Linked DNA regions of Homo sapiens: all the other regions are linked to region 4. The links are chromatin contacts, found by Hi-C or POLR2A ChIA-PET in ENCODE. All regions are on one chromosome and are shown on one strand. The core of a region is the stretch at or near the end of the contact, and the rest is flanking DNA. Distances in the headings are between cores, read along the strand shown.

Region 1 (2,700 bases), core at 105-2,604, 1.5 Mb after region 4:
AGCAACTTGATCTTTCTACTTTGAGAAGAATGCTTAATTATAGATAAGAATAGGTAGAAGTGACCTAAATTCAAAAATATTTCCAAAATCAGCAATTCATGGTCAAGATGAACTTAGCACTTAAATTATGTGACTCATTAGTAATAACTTTCTAGGTTGTGCCATACTAAAATTCATGTTTTTCTCTCATAGTTATGTATTATTCTATAACAAAACACTTTTATTTTTCTGTTTGTAAAAGTAATATGTATTCATAAAGATTCAGATGATATAAAAATGTCATAAATTAGCAAGAGAAAATCATTTATAAATGTCTTCTCTTTAGCTACTTCAAAAAATATTATAAAATAAGTAAAACTTCTAAGTTAATATAAAGAAATTTTATGAACAAGCGTTACCTGTGGGGATTTTAATCTCTCATACATGTGGTTATTTCAAAAGAATATGATCACATTGCATAAAATGTACATTTTTGTTTATGATACATTTCTAACTTATCAACTATTAGTTCTTGCAGGGAAAATGTCTTGCCAATATGTACTTGAGAAGACCATCCTTTTCAGTTGAACAACAAGAACCAAAATGTTAATCAAATATGTCCAGTGACTTTACAATTTGCAGAGCAACTGAGAAATATAGAAATTGGGCTGGGCATGGTGGCTCACGCCTGTAATCCCAGCACTTTGGGAGGCCGAAGCGGGCAGATCACGAGGTCAAGAGATTGAGACCATCCTGGCCAACATGGTGAAATCCCATCTCTACTAAAAATACAAAAATTAGCTGGGTGTGGTGGCACGTGCCTGTAGTCCCAGCTACTTGGGAGGCTGAGGAAGGAGGATCACTTGAACCCGGGAGGCAGAGGTTGCAGTGAGCCAAGATCGTGCCACTGCACTCCAGCTTGGGCGACAGAGTGAGACTCTGTCTCAAAATAAAAATAAAAATAAAAATAAAAGAAATATGAAAATCGTTAGTAATGGGAATGATGTGAGGAACTCAGTATTTTTAAGCTGTTAGATGGTAGGGGGCGAGAGATAAAACCTTCACGGCATATGCTTACCTTGTAGATCATTAATAAATACAGGCAACACTATGGCTCTGACTTTACACAGCAACAGTTCATCTACATTGCCACAAGGAAGTAGCCAGGGATATTACTAATTTTAAATACCAGCCCGTCAGCAAGAATGAAGCTGAAATTCAGGGCTGTTCCAAGAAAGGGCAGAAACATGCCAGGAGCGCTGAGTAAACTTTCAGTCTGAATCCATGTGAATTACTGGGGAGTCCTGGATTTCGAAATTCTTTTGCGGTTCACACCACCCACGTGTCAGTAAACAGGCTAAGGCTAAGGCTACTCCTGTTCTATATTGCCACCTAGTGGATAATGATACCCGCGTTCCTTCGTGCATTTGCTTCAGAGAGACTTGCCCTAGTTAGCAAACCAGCTGATGAATATTATTTGAGACACAAATGAACTAACCTTTGAGTTTGTTTCCTTTGGACTTTGAGATGTCTGTTTACTGAAGCGAATGTGGCATTTCATCATCTTCGATCAGCCTGTAGGAAAAAATAAGCAGCATTTATAAATGGCATCTCTTCAAGAATTAAAAATGCATAAAGGTGGTAATATTTCCACTGAGTAGCCGTCAGTAATTAAGTTTTTAAATTTCTCTTTTTCTCCTTCTCTGTCTTTCCTATTTACTTTTGAACCTTTAATTACTATACTGTGTCATTTCAGGCAAAACAATGCTAGACCCAGGCTTCAGGTTCCATTGTTGTAGAAACAACGTATTAGTGGATCCTGATATCAATATGAGCAGCATCAAAAAAAGGAAAGATCTATTTTATTTGTTTATTTATTTATTTGAGACGCAGTCTTGCTCTGTCACTCAGGCTGGAGTGCAGTGGCTCGATCTCGGCTCACTGCAAACTCCGCTTCCTGAGTTCAAGTGATTATCCTGTCTCAGCCTCCTGAGTAGCTGAGACTACAGGCACGCACCACCACACCTGGCTAATTTTTGTATTTGCAGTAGAGACGGGGTTTCAGCATGTTGGCCAGGCTGGTCTCGATCTCCTGACCTCGTGATCCGCCCACCTTGGCCTCCCAAAGTGTTGGGATTACAGGCGTGGGCCACTGAGCCCAGCCTAATTTTTGTATTTTCAGTAGAGACAGGGTTTTGCCATGTTGGCCAGGCTGGTCTCAAACTCTTGACCTCAGGTGATCCGCCCGCCTCGGCCTCCCGAAGTGCTGGGATTACAGGTGTGAGTCACCACACCCGGCCAGATCTATTTGAAATGATTTGAAGAGGCCAGGCGTGATGGCTCACACCTGTAATCCCATCACTTTGGGAGGCCGAGGCGGGTGGACCACCTGAGGTCAGGGGTTCGAGACCAGCCTGGCCAACATGTCGAAACCCTGTCTCTAGTAAAAATAGAAAAATTAGCTGGGCGTGGTGGTGTATGCCTGGAATCCCAGCTCCTTGGGAGGCTGAGGCAGGAGAATCGCTTGAACTTGGGAGATGGAGGGTGCAGTGAGCCCAGATCACACCATGGCACTCCAGCCTGGGTGACTGAGTGAGACCGTGTCTCAACAAATAAATTAATTAATTAATTAAATAAAAAATGATTTGAAGAACCTCTTTACTGTTTTCCACTGTATGGTCCCACTTACCGGAGATATCTAAAATAGTCAAACTCATGGAA
Region 2 (2,700 bases), core at 73-2,572, 1.9 Mb before region 4:
CACATCTGTAATCCCAGCACTTTGGGAGGCTGAGTCAGGAGGATTGCTTAAAGCCAGGAGTTTGAGACTAGCCTGGGCAACAAAGTGAGACTTCAACTCTACACAAAATAAAAAAAGTCGAGTGTGGTCGAGCGTGTGTGGTCCCAGCTACTTGGGAGGCTGAGGCAGGAGGATCCCTTGAGCCCAGGAGTTAGAGGCTGCAGTGAGCTACGATTGCACCATGGCATTCCAGCCTAAGTGACAGACTGAGACCCTGTCTCTGGAAAAGAAACCCGATCCTCTTCATCCTTAGTGATATTCTTTTCCCTGCAATTAATTTTCTTTGGAATTTCCTTGCCCTAAAATCTATTTGTCTACTCAGTTTTCTTTTGTGTGAGCATGGTATGATGGTGTATCTGGTATATCTTTTTGTTATTGTTTTACTGCCACTGGGGTAATCACAGGACTCACCTGGTTTTGTCTCCTGTCTCTCAAGGATTACTGTCCTTTGCCTGAGGTCCAGCGTCGCCAGCCTGGGCGACAGAGCGAGAGCCCGTCTCAGAAAAACCCCCAAGTCCCCCACCTCAGTTCAAAGACCTCTCCTTTTTCCTCCGCTGTCACGGTACAGGAAACAATGTGTAGTTTCCACTACCTGGAAGACTCGACTTGCTCTCCGAGAACCAGTTCCCCGACAGGGTTCCTAGAGCGCAGGCTGCACGGCACAGCCCCAACATTCCCTGCTGCTTGTGAATCTTCGCATCGCCCTCCCAGGGGTCAGGAATGTGTGCTTCGGTGTCTCCAGAGCCTAGCACCACCCCATGACTCAGCTGGCGCTCGGAGGGTCCTTCCATCTGCCGCCGCTGGGGCCTTCGCTACTTCCCCCTCGCTCCTACTGGCTGGCCCACCCGGCTGCCCAGGCTCGGAAGCCCAGGATCCCAGTCACGCGTCTCCCCTTAGTCCCCGCCTCCAGCCACGCCCCCCACACCCCTCCGTCGGCCCCGCCTCCAGCTCCTGCTCGCTCTCCTAGTCCTTCCTCGGCCCCACCTCCAGCCACGCCCCCCACGTGCGCCATCAGCCCCGCCCCCAGCTCTCGCTCGCCCTCCCGAGTCCTCCCTCGGCCCGGTCCCCGCCTCTAGCTCCCCCTTGCCCTCCAGGGTCCTTCTCGGCCCCGCCTCCTGCCGCGCCCCCAACGCTGCTCCGTCGGCCCCCGCCTCCGGTCCCGCCCCCATGCTCCTCCCATTTGGTCCTGTCTTCTGCACTGGCGGAGGTCGCGGCGGGCCTCGGAGAGGAGACGCCGACGTCAGCGCGCCGGGGCGGGGCTGGCGGCAGGAGACGCCGCGTTGAGAGCTTGGGCTCCTCCGTGAGCCGCCGGCGCGCTTCGCTGCCTGGCGGCCTTTCCCCGAGCCGAGCCCGCTTCCCGAGGCCGCCAGTCGTCGCCTGCCCGCGCCTGCGCAGCGTCCCGGGCCGAGAGGGCCACGGCGGCGGCCATGGCGCACCGCTGTTTGCGGCTGTGGGGCCGGGGCGGCTGCTGGCCCCGCGGCCTACAGCAGCTCCTCGTGCCTGGCGGCGTGGGCCCGGGCGAGCAGCCCTGCCTCCGGACGGTGAGTCCTACCTGGGCGCCCGGCGCCCTCCACCCTGCCTCGGGCCCACTTCCGGCTCGGGAGAGCGGACGTCAAGGTCACTGGCCCCCGCCCTCCGGCCGCACGCGGGCCGTCCCTGCCGAGGGCCTGGGCGCCCTGCGCTGTCTCTCAGCCGGCCCCGGGAGCGCCGATTCGCGCTCAGCCCTGCCTGTGGGATTCAAGTTTTGAAAACGCGCAGCTTCAGTAGAGCCGGGTTTTCGCGCTTCACCGGGGCGGTTGAAGCCTCGAAGGTCATGTTGGCTTGGTGGCCGTCCTTGTCCCCGCTTTCGTGTCCCCGGAGCACGGAACGAAGGCGTCTGTAATTTTGAGTCAGCAGCACGAGCACGATGTAGTCGCAAGGACGGGTTTTGGAGTCGGGCTGCCTAACCTCTCCGAGTCTCCGTGTTCCCGTCTGTTGAATGGGGCCATTGCGGGCATTCCAGGACTGGCAGTATTAGCTATTATTATTAAGAATGTCACCTTTTCATAGCAGGGACTCTGTGTTCGTTGCATATCAGGGCCTGCTCTCAGCAGGAGGCTCTTTCTCTGTTGGTAGCCATCCCTCTAGATACACACACGGGACCTGATACGTGTTTCTGACATAATGATAGAGTGTTGACAGAACCATGGCCGTGATCAGTCTCAATGAAAGGTTCACGTGTCGAATAGTCGCTCTCACTGTTTAAGTGACACGGTTCCTCAGCCTTGCACTGGTGTACGGGTGGTGGTTGAGGTCCCCGGGTCGGCCACGGGAACCTGGCTTGGCCTCCTGCTATCCCAGCGCCCTTGTAGTCAGCTCAACGTCTTCACTGTAAGGGGAGATAGGCTAGTGCCGGGGCTCACGCCTGCGATCCCAGCACTTAGGGAGGCCGAGGCGGGAGAATCGCTTGACTCCAGGAGTTGGAAACCAGCTTGGGTAGGGTAGCAGACCCTCCGATCTACGATTTTTATTTTTATTTTTATTTTTTAAGAGACGGGGTTTTGCTTCTTCGCCCAGGCCGGAGTGCAGCGGCGCAAACACAGCTCACTGCAGCCCCAAACTCAAGCGATCCTCCCGCCTCAGCCTCCGGAGTATCTGGGACTACAGCACCGTGGTTGATTT
Region 3 (2,700 bases), core at 88-2,587, 1.4 Mb after region 4:
GATCTGCAACACACTTCACCTTAGTTCGCAGTTTAACCACGGGTGTCCAGTGGAAATTACAATCCCGGTGACTACACTGCTTTAAATGTTTCCTAAGGTTTCAACGAGTGCAACAGTAACTTCCTATCCCAGACAGCGTCTTACTGTTATTACTAAAACAGCTGTCAGCTAAGCTTCGCATACCTCTTTGTACAACCGTTTATTCAACGCTTTGGGATCTGTAAGGATGCGTCACTCCACATCACTCCTCAAAACGAGATCTAAGAACCTGACGTGCTCCAGGGGTCTTGAAGCATCACAAGTGGGTACTTGAAAAACGATGACGGGAACTGCCTGTCCAATGCGGCAAGGTTATTTTACACTGGCATTTAAGACAGAACTGTAGAGTGGCTGCTCTTTCCCCGGACACTACTAAAGCAGCAATTTCCCCTTCTTGATTTCATCCACCTCTCCCAGGACCCGGGTACCTCCGACGCTCCCGGCCCGAGCGGCCGCGGCAGACTCCCCGGCGTCGGCGCACGCTCGGCGGCTGGCGGCGGGAACGCGCGGCGGGCCGGGCGCGCCCCCGCCCCCGCGGGTCCGACCGCCGCACGCCAGCGGCGCCCTCTCGGCCGCGCACACTCACACTCGCACGCACACGCTCCTCCGGCCCCGCCATGTTCCGGGAGGCGGCGGCAGCCCAGCCCCGCCAGCCGCGGTGAGGGGCGCCCGCGACGAGGCCAGCTCGCGGCCCTCCGCCCGGCCCCCGCCCCGCCCCGCGCAGCGCCCCCGCCCAGTTGGCGGCTCCCACCTGCGCCGCGGCTCCTCGCGACGCCGGGAGGGGCGGCGGCGGGCGGGGCCCCGGCGGACCCGCGCCGGGGGGCACTAACGGCCTGTCACTGTCAGGCGAGCTACGGCTCGGGCCAGGCTGGGCGGGCGGCGCGTCGGGACCGGGGGGGGCGGGCAGGGCGCGTCCCCTACCTTGCTCTGGGGAGGGGGAACGGGAGCAGCGCAGAACTGAGGGGATCTCCTCCCTGGCGCCGGGGACAAGCTCGAAACCGCGCCCCTCCTTCCTCCTTTCCTGTCGCCACGCCCCCCTCACCCGTACGGACCCGAGGCAAGGCCGGCGCAGGAGGCTTCACCCCCGGAACGAGTGCTTCGGCGTAGCCGTCGCTGTCGTTGTCTTCGTCGCCGCTGCAGCCGCCTGTAAAGCCGCCGGAGCCGGGCTTGAAAACATCTCCGGTCTCGGTCCGTCTCTCACCACAGCCTCCTCGCTCCCAGGACAGCGTCGCCCCGCGATTGGCTGCGACGCGAGCACGTGACACCCGCGGACACGTGACTACCGCGGGCACGGGACGGGCGGCGTGACCGCCCCGCCCCCCGGCGCCCGCCCCTCCTGCTGCTCAGCCAGGCTCCGCGAGCCGCAGGGCGGGGAAGCGGGACGTACCAAGCGGCAGGCGGCGGAGGGGTGCGGGCCGGAACTCCGCCCTTCGTGCTGGTCGGTCTCCACGCCCCACTCGGACTAGTGTCACCGCCTCCCCGCCGCAGACACTATCCGACAAAGGAGGGGGAATCAAAGGCTGGGCGAAGAGGCAGGGCAGGCGCCGGTGACGCTGCTGGGCAAGCGGGCTCTGCAGTAGCATTTGTGGCGACCGTGGCAGTGGCTGTGACTGGAAGCTTCTGGAAATGGCGGCGATGAGGACCCCCACATAGGGTATTCACCTGTTATTTTTACACGGGGTGGGTGGACGAGCGTGATCCAACTCAGGCAAAATGACGCTGCGACCGCAGCCCGAGGACTAGGCGAAGTTCCCCCGCTAAGCCGGCGGCGGCCGTCTGGCCCCGCACCAGGCCGGAGAAGCTGCACCTACGCCCAGAGCCCGCGGCCCCCCGCCTCAGGTGGGGCCCTGGGCCCCGCCCCGAAAGCGCGGTAGCGTGCACCTGCCCTGGCACCAGGGGGTCTAGAGCGCGTCCCCTCCCAGCCACGCCTTCCAGTGGCCTTTTTAAAGAGGAATTCAGTGCACCCTCCCACACGTAGTGTTGGGGATTTGAGAGGGAGCTGCTCAGGTACTAGGAAGGGTGCCGGAGGAAAATTGACCGTCGCAGCGTGGCAGCAGCGTGTACTCACTCCCTTCTGGGCGCGTTATTTACGTAGAGGTTAATCTGCAACAACAGCGTCTGTTTATGACTTAGTGCATGCAGTTACAAGTTTATGTTACACTGTCCTTTAACGTCTTGATGAACTGAGGGTTCAGGTGTGATCACAGCAGATGAAGTGACATTCAGACCTGACAGGGACGGCGAGGTCCCATCAAATTACTATGTAAAGCATAAACCTGCATTAAAGATCAGGAGTTTTTCCTTTCCTGGGTTCCTGATTTCTCCCACCTACAAATCTTTAGGGTCAACAAGACTAGAAAAAGAGCACCTTATGGCTAGAGGTGGAATAGTGTTACATTTAACTTGGTTATTTATGATGTGAAATACAAAGAAAAAAACAGTCGCCTATGAGAAAGTCAGGAGAGCTCCAGGGTAGGACATTTTCATTGTTACTTTTTTGTGCCACTTGGAAAATTAACTGTTGTTTACCTTCTCTCAATTAAAAAAAAAATCTTAAAGACATACTTAAAAATAATCGTTATAGCCGAGCGCAGTGGCTCACGCCTGTAATCCCAGCAATTTGGGAGGCTCAGGCGGGCAGATGGCTTGAGCCCAGGAGTT
Region 4 (2,700 bases), core at 170-2,669:
TTACACGCTGACTGCCTCGAGTCATGTGATAGAGCTTGAGTTTTTCCACTGTTTGAAAACTGGCTCTGCGATCTTTCACCTGTGCAGTTGGGGGCAAGTCGTTATGAGGCTTCCCTGAGTCTCATTTCCTCTTACGAAAAATTAGAATCTCTATTTGGAAAGTTATTGTGAAGATCTCAGCTTATGAAATTATGTATGTGAAGCACCCACCACAGAGCACAATGCTGACTTTTTCTTTTCTTTTTTTTTTTTTTTTTTGAGACGGAGTCTCGCTCTGTGGCCCAGGCTGGAGTGCAGTGGCGCGATCTCGGCTCACTGCAAGCTCTGCCTTCCGGGTTCAGGCCATTCTCCTGCCTCAGGCTCCCGAGTAGCTGGGACTACAGGCGCCCGCCACCACGCCCGGCTAATTTTTTGTATTTTTAGTAGAGACGGTTTTCACCGTGTTAGCCAGGATGGTCTGGATCTTCTGACCTTGTGATCCGCCCGCCTCGGCCTCCCAAAGTGCTGGGATTGCAGACGTGAGCCACCGCGCCCGGCCCACAATGCTGACTTTCTATTAACTGTAACTGCCAGATAAAAATGCACTGGAGTAATGAAACGGGGGGAAGAGGCTGCCAAAAGGATGAATTAAGGATTATCAGTTCAGTCCCACAAACATTTGCAGGGTGCCTACTACGTACTGTACCAGAGGTGGCAGGACATACACATCAAAGGACGAACGAAGCACAGTCCCTGCCCACAGGGACAGTAAAATGCCAGATGACAAAGGTTCACCGAGGAGTTTTTGGGGTAAACCTATGGTCCCCTCCACACAGGGGGCTCTTCTAGGGCGGTGGTTCTCAACAGAGCGATGTTGTTCCCCAGATGACATTTTGGGTTGCCACAAATGGGGAAGAGATGCGACCGGCACCCAGCAGGTAGAGGCCAAGGATGCTGCTAACGAGCCTCCGATGCACAGACAGCCCCCACCACAATCTTCAGGAGCAGAGCGCCCAAGTAGAGAAGCCCTCGCCCCGCAGCACTGCGCCGAGTCCCCGCCCACACCGGCTCTGGGGAGCGGACTTCCGGCGGGGTGGACCCACGGCGCTTCCCGAGGCGCCGCAGAGCTGACCCCGACCCCGGGAGTGTGACCCAGAGGACACCGAGCCCCGGCAGCCCTGCGGGCACCAGCGCGCCGAGGCCCCTCAGCCCTGAGCCCTCCCTCCCGCCCCCCCCGGGTGCTAAGGCCGCGCCAGTGAGAGACGGACCCGGCGTCTACACACAGGCCCCCGGAAGGTTCTCACTCACTATTTCTCTGCTTTGGCGAGGTGTTCCAGCCCCTCGTTTATCTTCTGAGCCGCCATCTCCACAGTCAGGTCTCTGACGTGGAGAGAGGGTGACCCTGCCTCTTCCTCCGGCGCCAAGAATCCGCCCAAATAGGCGTGGGAACGCCGAGGAGGAAGCTGGTGCAGCGCGACAGTCGAGCGGCTACGGAGGGCCGGAGGGCCCAAGCCGCTGCGACGAAGCGGGGCTGGGAGCCTGCCGGTGCGCCCCGCAAAGAGACATTGCGCAGGCGCAGCGCGTCAAGGCTGGCCCCACCTAGGGCATCTAGCGCAGGCGCGGTGAGATACTGATGGGGCGTATTCTTTCATTCAATATTTGCAAAGCACCTAATATGTGTCAGGCACTATTTTAGATGCGGGAAGATCAGCAGACAAAAACTCCCGCCCTCTTGAAGTCTTGCTTTTTCATTAATGTGAAACTGCTGTGGATCCTGTTTGTAGGGTTAATTGGCTTTATAATTTATTACATCTGAAGTTTCTCTGTATGACAGATAGAATAGTATTCTTCTATCCATTCTGCCTTTTGGGTATTAATTGTATGTCAGTCAAGAAACGAAACAGACTTGTAAACCCTGATTACTGTCAAATAATCCGCGCCCAACCCAAATAATCGCTCTAATATTTCAAGCCGTGATAAGTGCTCTAAATGGGAAGTTGAGGGATCTAAAGTCGCGTACAGTGGTCTGGTAAAAATAGTAACCAGTAATACAGTTGGCTTCATTCATAATTCATGGTGATTTCAATATCCACATGGATGATTCCTGCAATGACTATACAGCCTCTCAGCTTCCAACCTCCTGTGATCTTTCCCACACTAGCGCAGCCACACATTCCTGGGATCACACCCTTGACCTTACTCATAACTGTGTACCCTCCGTAGTGTCAGTTTCAAACAGCTCACTTTACTTCCCCTTTCCATTCCAGCTCATACCTCCTAGTGCTAGTAATTACTTAACCTTCACCAGATTCCTCACCTTTCCCTATCCCTCTGCTCTTACACGTCCTTCTTTTCCCAGCATAAATTCATGTCCCATCATTTTAGTGCGTATACTCTCAACGGCCTTGGCTCCCTCTCCCTCCTTTCTCCAAGCCAGGAAAAACCCCAGCTCTCCACCTACTCTGGAACTGCTCTTGAGCAAGTGAATTTGACTGGAAAAAAACAAACGAGGATGCTAACATTACTCATTTTAATGATCATAAACATTAAGCCGACCTTTGGTGCTGCTGAGCAACTCTCCTATGTTTCCATGGTCAAATCACTCACCCACTCACTTGGAGGGCTGTTCACACCTTCCTTCTCAAAACTCCTACACAATCTCTGCTTGCCTGCCAACTCTCACTTATTGTTGAATATGAAATAACTATTCGAAGAGTTCTT
Region 5 (2,700 bases), core at 181-2,680, 1.9 Mb after region 4:
GACTACTCAGTTTCTTGGACCGCCCCTGGGGAAATCTCTCACTTCCTATCACGGAAGTGACTGCCCTTTATTTTAAAGAACGGGGTTCTCCTAGTTTGGACATCTTTTAAGGGGTTTTCCATAGAAACAACTGCTACCCACATCCAACTGAGAAATCTCAATGTCAAGTCCTCTAAGCATGACTTAATTAAAAAAATTTCCCCTGCAGTTTCCATTTCAGATCCACGGCTGTTTTCCTCCTTGACCCTGGAGCGTTCCTGTACTTACTTCACTCCTGTCCCTCACCGAAAACAGCGGTACTGGAGGAATCAACCCCATGCCCGCCAGTCACCGGGTTGTTTGAGGTCATGGATAAATACAGCTGAAGCTCCTCTGCCCCGTACGTACGGCTAGCACGAGAAACTTACTGTAGTTTTAGTTTTAACATTCTCCATAGGTGACTTTAAACTTCATTTCTTGAAAATGGGTTCAAAATAAGAAAACTGCCCTGGTTGCGCAGGGATCACACCCGCAGCAGACGGCGCGCGCTGGCCTTGGCGGGCCGGGCGAGAGCGGCCTTAGGCGTTCACTCCCCTGCCTGCCTGCGCTCCACTCGAACCCAGCTTTTTCTTGGGCGAGTATGCTAAGGGCCGAAGTTTCCGTGGAGAGCCGCCCCCACAGGCCCCGGGGGCTGCCAGGACCTCTGAGGCAGGGCCGGGGGCCAAGGGCAGGTCTGCCCGGAGGCGGCACGAAAACCTCTGCCAGGCTTTGGGATTGGGATGCAGGGCGCTCCAAGGAGACCCCCGCCCCTAGTTTCACCGAGAGGCCCATCCCCGAAAGACTCCCAGGCTCGATGAGACTCGAAGCCCACGGGGCGAAGGGCACCTGCCCGGGCGCCAGGAGGCCCGGCCCAGGGTCGCCGTGGCGCCCTTACCCACGGTGGACTTGCAGGCCTCGCAGAAGGTGTCGTCGGTGAAGCGCTCCATCAGGCTGGTCTTGCCCACGCCGCGGGAGCCGATAATGATGACCTGCAACTTGAAGTCGGCCGGCCTGGGGGGCTGCTTCCTCCGGCGGCCCTGGCCGCCCGACAGCGCCGGGGAGCCCGCGCCCAGACCGCCGCCGCCCCCGGCCCGCCTCTGCAGCGCGGCGCCCGGATCCATACACGCATGCGGCTCCCGCTCGGCCCGCCGCCCGCCGCCGCCCGCCCCCCGGCTGCGCGCCCCGGGCCCCGGCGCCCCCTCGGCCTCCGCCGCGCGCGGGGGGTCGGCCCCGGGCTCGGCTTCCGCCCGCTGGAGCGGCCCCGGCGGCCCGTGGGCTCCGCGCTGCAACTGCGCCGCCGGCCGGCTCTCTGCGCCCGGGTCCCCTCCTCCTCCTCCTCCGCCGCTGCCGCCGCCGCCGCCGGGAGAGGAGGAAGGGAAGCAGCTACTCCGCAGTAGCGGCAGCAGCATCCCGGACGAGGAGGGGCAGGAAGCGCAGGCGCGGGCGGGGCGGCTGGCCGCGAGGGGCCGGAGGCGGGCGGGTGGGCGCCCCCTGCCGGCGGGAGGACCGCGCGCCCGGGCCTCGGTTGGGTACTGCGCGCGGAGCTTTCCCGCAACCCGCGCCGCTCTTTCCCTGCCTCTGCTCGCCTGCCCGCCCCCGCTTCCCTCCCTCTTCCGCCGGCTCTTTCATCTTTTCTTCCTCTTATCTCTTCCCTTTTCCCCCTTTTCACTCCTCCCTACTCGGCTTTCACTCTGACCCGCATTTATAGTTAACACAAGAAACTTAGTGTGGTTTTAGTCTTAAAATTCTCCGTAGGCAATTTTGAACTTCAGCATTCCGGTGCATCATGAAAATGGGTTCAAAATAAGAAAAAGAACCCTGGTTGACAGTGAAAACACTCCCATGCGCACAGTCCCCAAACACCATGCACATGTTTTCGCCCCCGCGCGCTCGGTGTAGCTGGAACGCTGGAAAGGCCCCGACCTGAGGCCGCGCCGCCGGGCCGCCTGCGCTGCGTTCGCGTCTACACCAGCGCTCTCTCACAAACACCAGCGGGTGCAAGCCCCCGCACCCTCTACCGGGCCGTGGCACTGCTCGGTCTCTCTCCGTCACGTCTGTCTCCCATTTTGCACGGAAACGCGCGAAATCAGTTATTTTTAACTCTGATCGCTGTCTCACTCAGAGTTCAGAAGTTTTTATGCTGTTTAATTTTTAAATTAAGTAAATGGCATACTCCTTTGGGGGAATAAGCGAGTTAAAACTCAAACAGTGCGAGAAGATTGAAACTTTAGGAATTATGGACTCGGGTCGTATGTTTTGCCATTTCTGTTTGGAAGGATTTAAGGATACAGAAAATCACTGCTGATTCCTTGCCAGAGATTTGTTTAGCAAATTCCTCAGCTTGAACTTGAGCATCTCAGAACACAGGGTTCTGAATATGATAGGGGCTGGCAACATTTGCCGAATGATCACGTTACCCACAAAATTTCAGCTGTGCTGTATTTAGAACTAGGTTTAGTAATGCACAGTACACGCATATGTTACACAGCAAACCTGATTTGTAAAAATCTAGCGTTGCCCACAGTGTAGATTGGAAGTTTACATCTATGAGAGCATTCTTAACTGTGCAGTCACTGTAGGGATCTTTATAATATGAATTCTGAGAATATGTAAAATATGATCCCTCTATATTATTTGAAACACAGATCCATCACTTACCATCACGGAATTTACTTTCTTTCT

What was found. A loop is a pair of places that touch in the nucleus more often than their neighbours do. ChIA-PET counts read pairs that join two places held with the same protein, here RNA polymerase II (POLR2A). Pooled maps may share reads with other maps.
Region 1: a loop to region 4 is called in a map of PC-9, with 25 times the contacts of the local background. The contact joins the enhancer-like site here to the promoter of NAPG in region 4. A Hi-C loop is called at or near these places in 1 of 168 maps with a recorded cell type or tissue (PC-9) and 9 of 50 pooled maps. POLR2A ChIA-PET finds 5 or more read pairs at or near these places in 1 of 52 experiments (H1).
Region 2: a loop to region 4 is called in a map of CD8-positive, alpha-beta T cell, with 5 times the contacts of the local background. The contact joins the promoter of AFG3L2 here to the promoter of NAPG in region 4. A Hi-C loop is called at or near these places in 2 of 168 maps with a recorded cell type or tissue (CD8-positive, alpha-beta T cell and naive thymus-derived CD4-positive, alpha-beta T cell) and 8 of 50 pooled maps.
Region 3: a loop to region 4 is called in a pooled map, with 11 times the contacts of the local background. The contact joins the promoter of NDUFV2-AS1 here to the promoter of NAPG in region 4. A Hi-C loop is called at or near these places in 1 of 168 maps with a recorded cell type or tissue (ovary), 1 of 37 single-sample maps with no recorded cell type and 12 of 50 pooled maps. POLR2A ChIA-PET finds 5 or more read pairs at or near these places in 2 of 52 experiments (CD4-positive, alpha-beta T cell and PC-9).
Region 5: a map of CD4-positive, alpha-beta T cell shows a loop between it and region 4 (10-fold over the local background). The contact joins the promoter of RAB12 here to the promoter of NAPG in region 4. A Hi-C loop is called at or near these places in 6 of 168 maps with a recorded cell type or tissue (B cell, CD4-positive, alpha-beta T cell, CD8-positive, alpha-beta T cell and 1 more), 2 of 37 single-sample maps with no recorded cell type and 14 of 50 pooled maps.

Annotation. Positions count from the first base shown.
Region 1 is chr18:9,072,450-9,075,149 of GRCh38, reverse strand. No RefSeq gene overlaps it. Among named protein-coding and RNA genes, the nearest start is that of NDUFV2, 29 kb to the left of the region's middle. Within about 2 kb of position 1,354, at least 14 of the 41 ENCODE cell types and tissues checked have a DNase peak (open chromatin) inside an H3K27ac peak, as active enhancers do.
Region 2 is chr18:12,375,849-12,378,548 of GRCh38, reverse strand. AFG3L2 (AFG3 like matrix AAA peptidase subunit 2) reads left to right here and starts at 1,322. Exons shown (of 17, transcript NM_006796.3): 1 at 1,322-1,580. The coding sequence starts at 1,467. RefSeq lists enhancers at 24-553, 554-1,085 and a silencer at 858-1,757.
Region 3 is chr18:9,135,357-9,138,056 of GRCh38, reverse strand. It overlaps NDUFV2-AS1 (NDUFV2 antisense RNA 1), which reads left to right and starts at 1,337. Exons shown (of 3, transcript NR_110772.1): 1 at 1,337-1,693. ANKRD12 (ankyrin repeat domain 12) reads right to left here and starts at 1,276. Exons shown (of 13, transcript NM_015208.5): 1 at 1,092-1,276. RefSeq lists silencers at 509-558, 599-998, 1,209-1,558, 1,909-1,998, 2,001-2,174 and enhancers at 1,129-1,178, 1,669-1,718.
Region 4 is chr18:10,524,746-10,527,445 of GRCh38, reverse strand. NAPG (NSF attachment protein gamma) reads right to left here and starts at 1,419. Exons shown (of 12, transcript NM_003826.3): 1 at 1,288-1,419. The coding sequence starts at 1,343. RefSeq lists a silencer at 1,027-1,276.
Region 5 is chr18:8,608,167-8,610,866 of GRCh38, reverse strand. It overlaps RAB12 (RAB12, member RAS oncogene family), which reads right to left and starts at 1,430. Exons shown (of 6, transcript NM_001025300.3): 1 at 914-1,430. The coding sequence starts at 1,427. RefSeq lists an enhancer at 143-192 and silencers at 643-942, 1,373-1,602.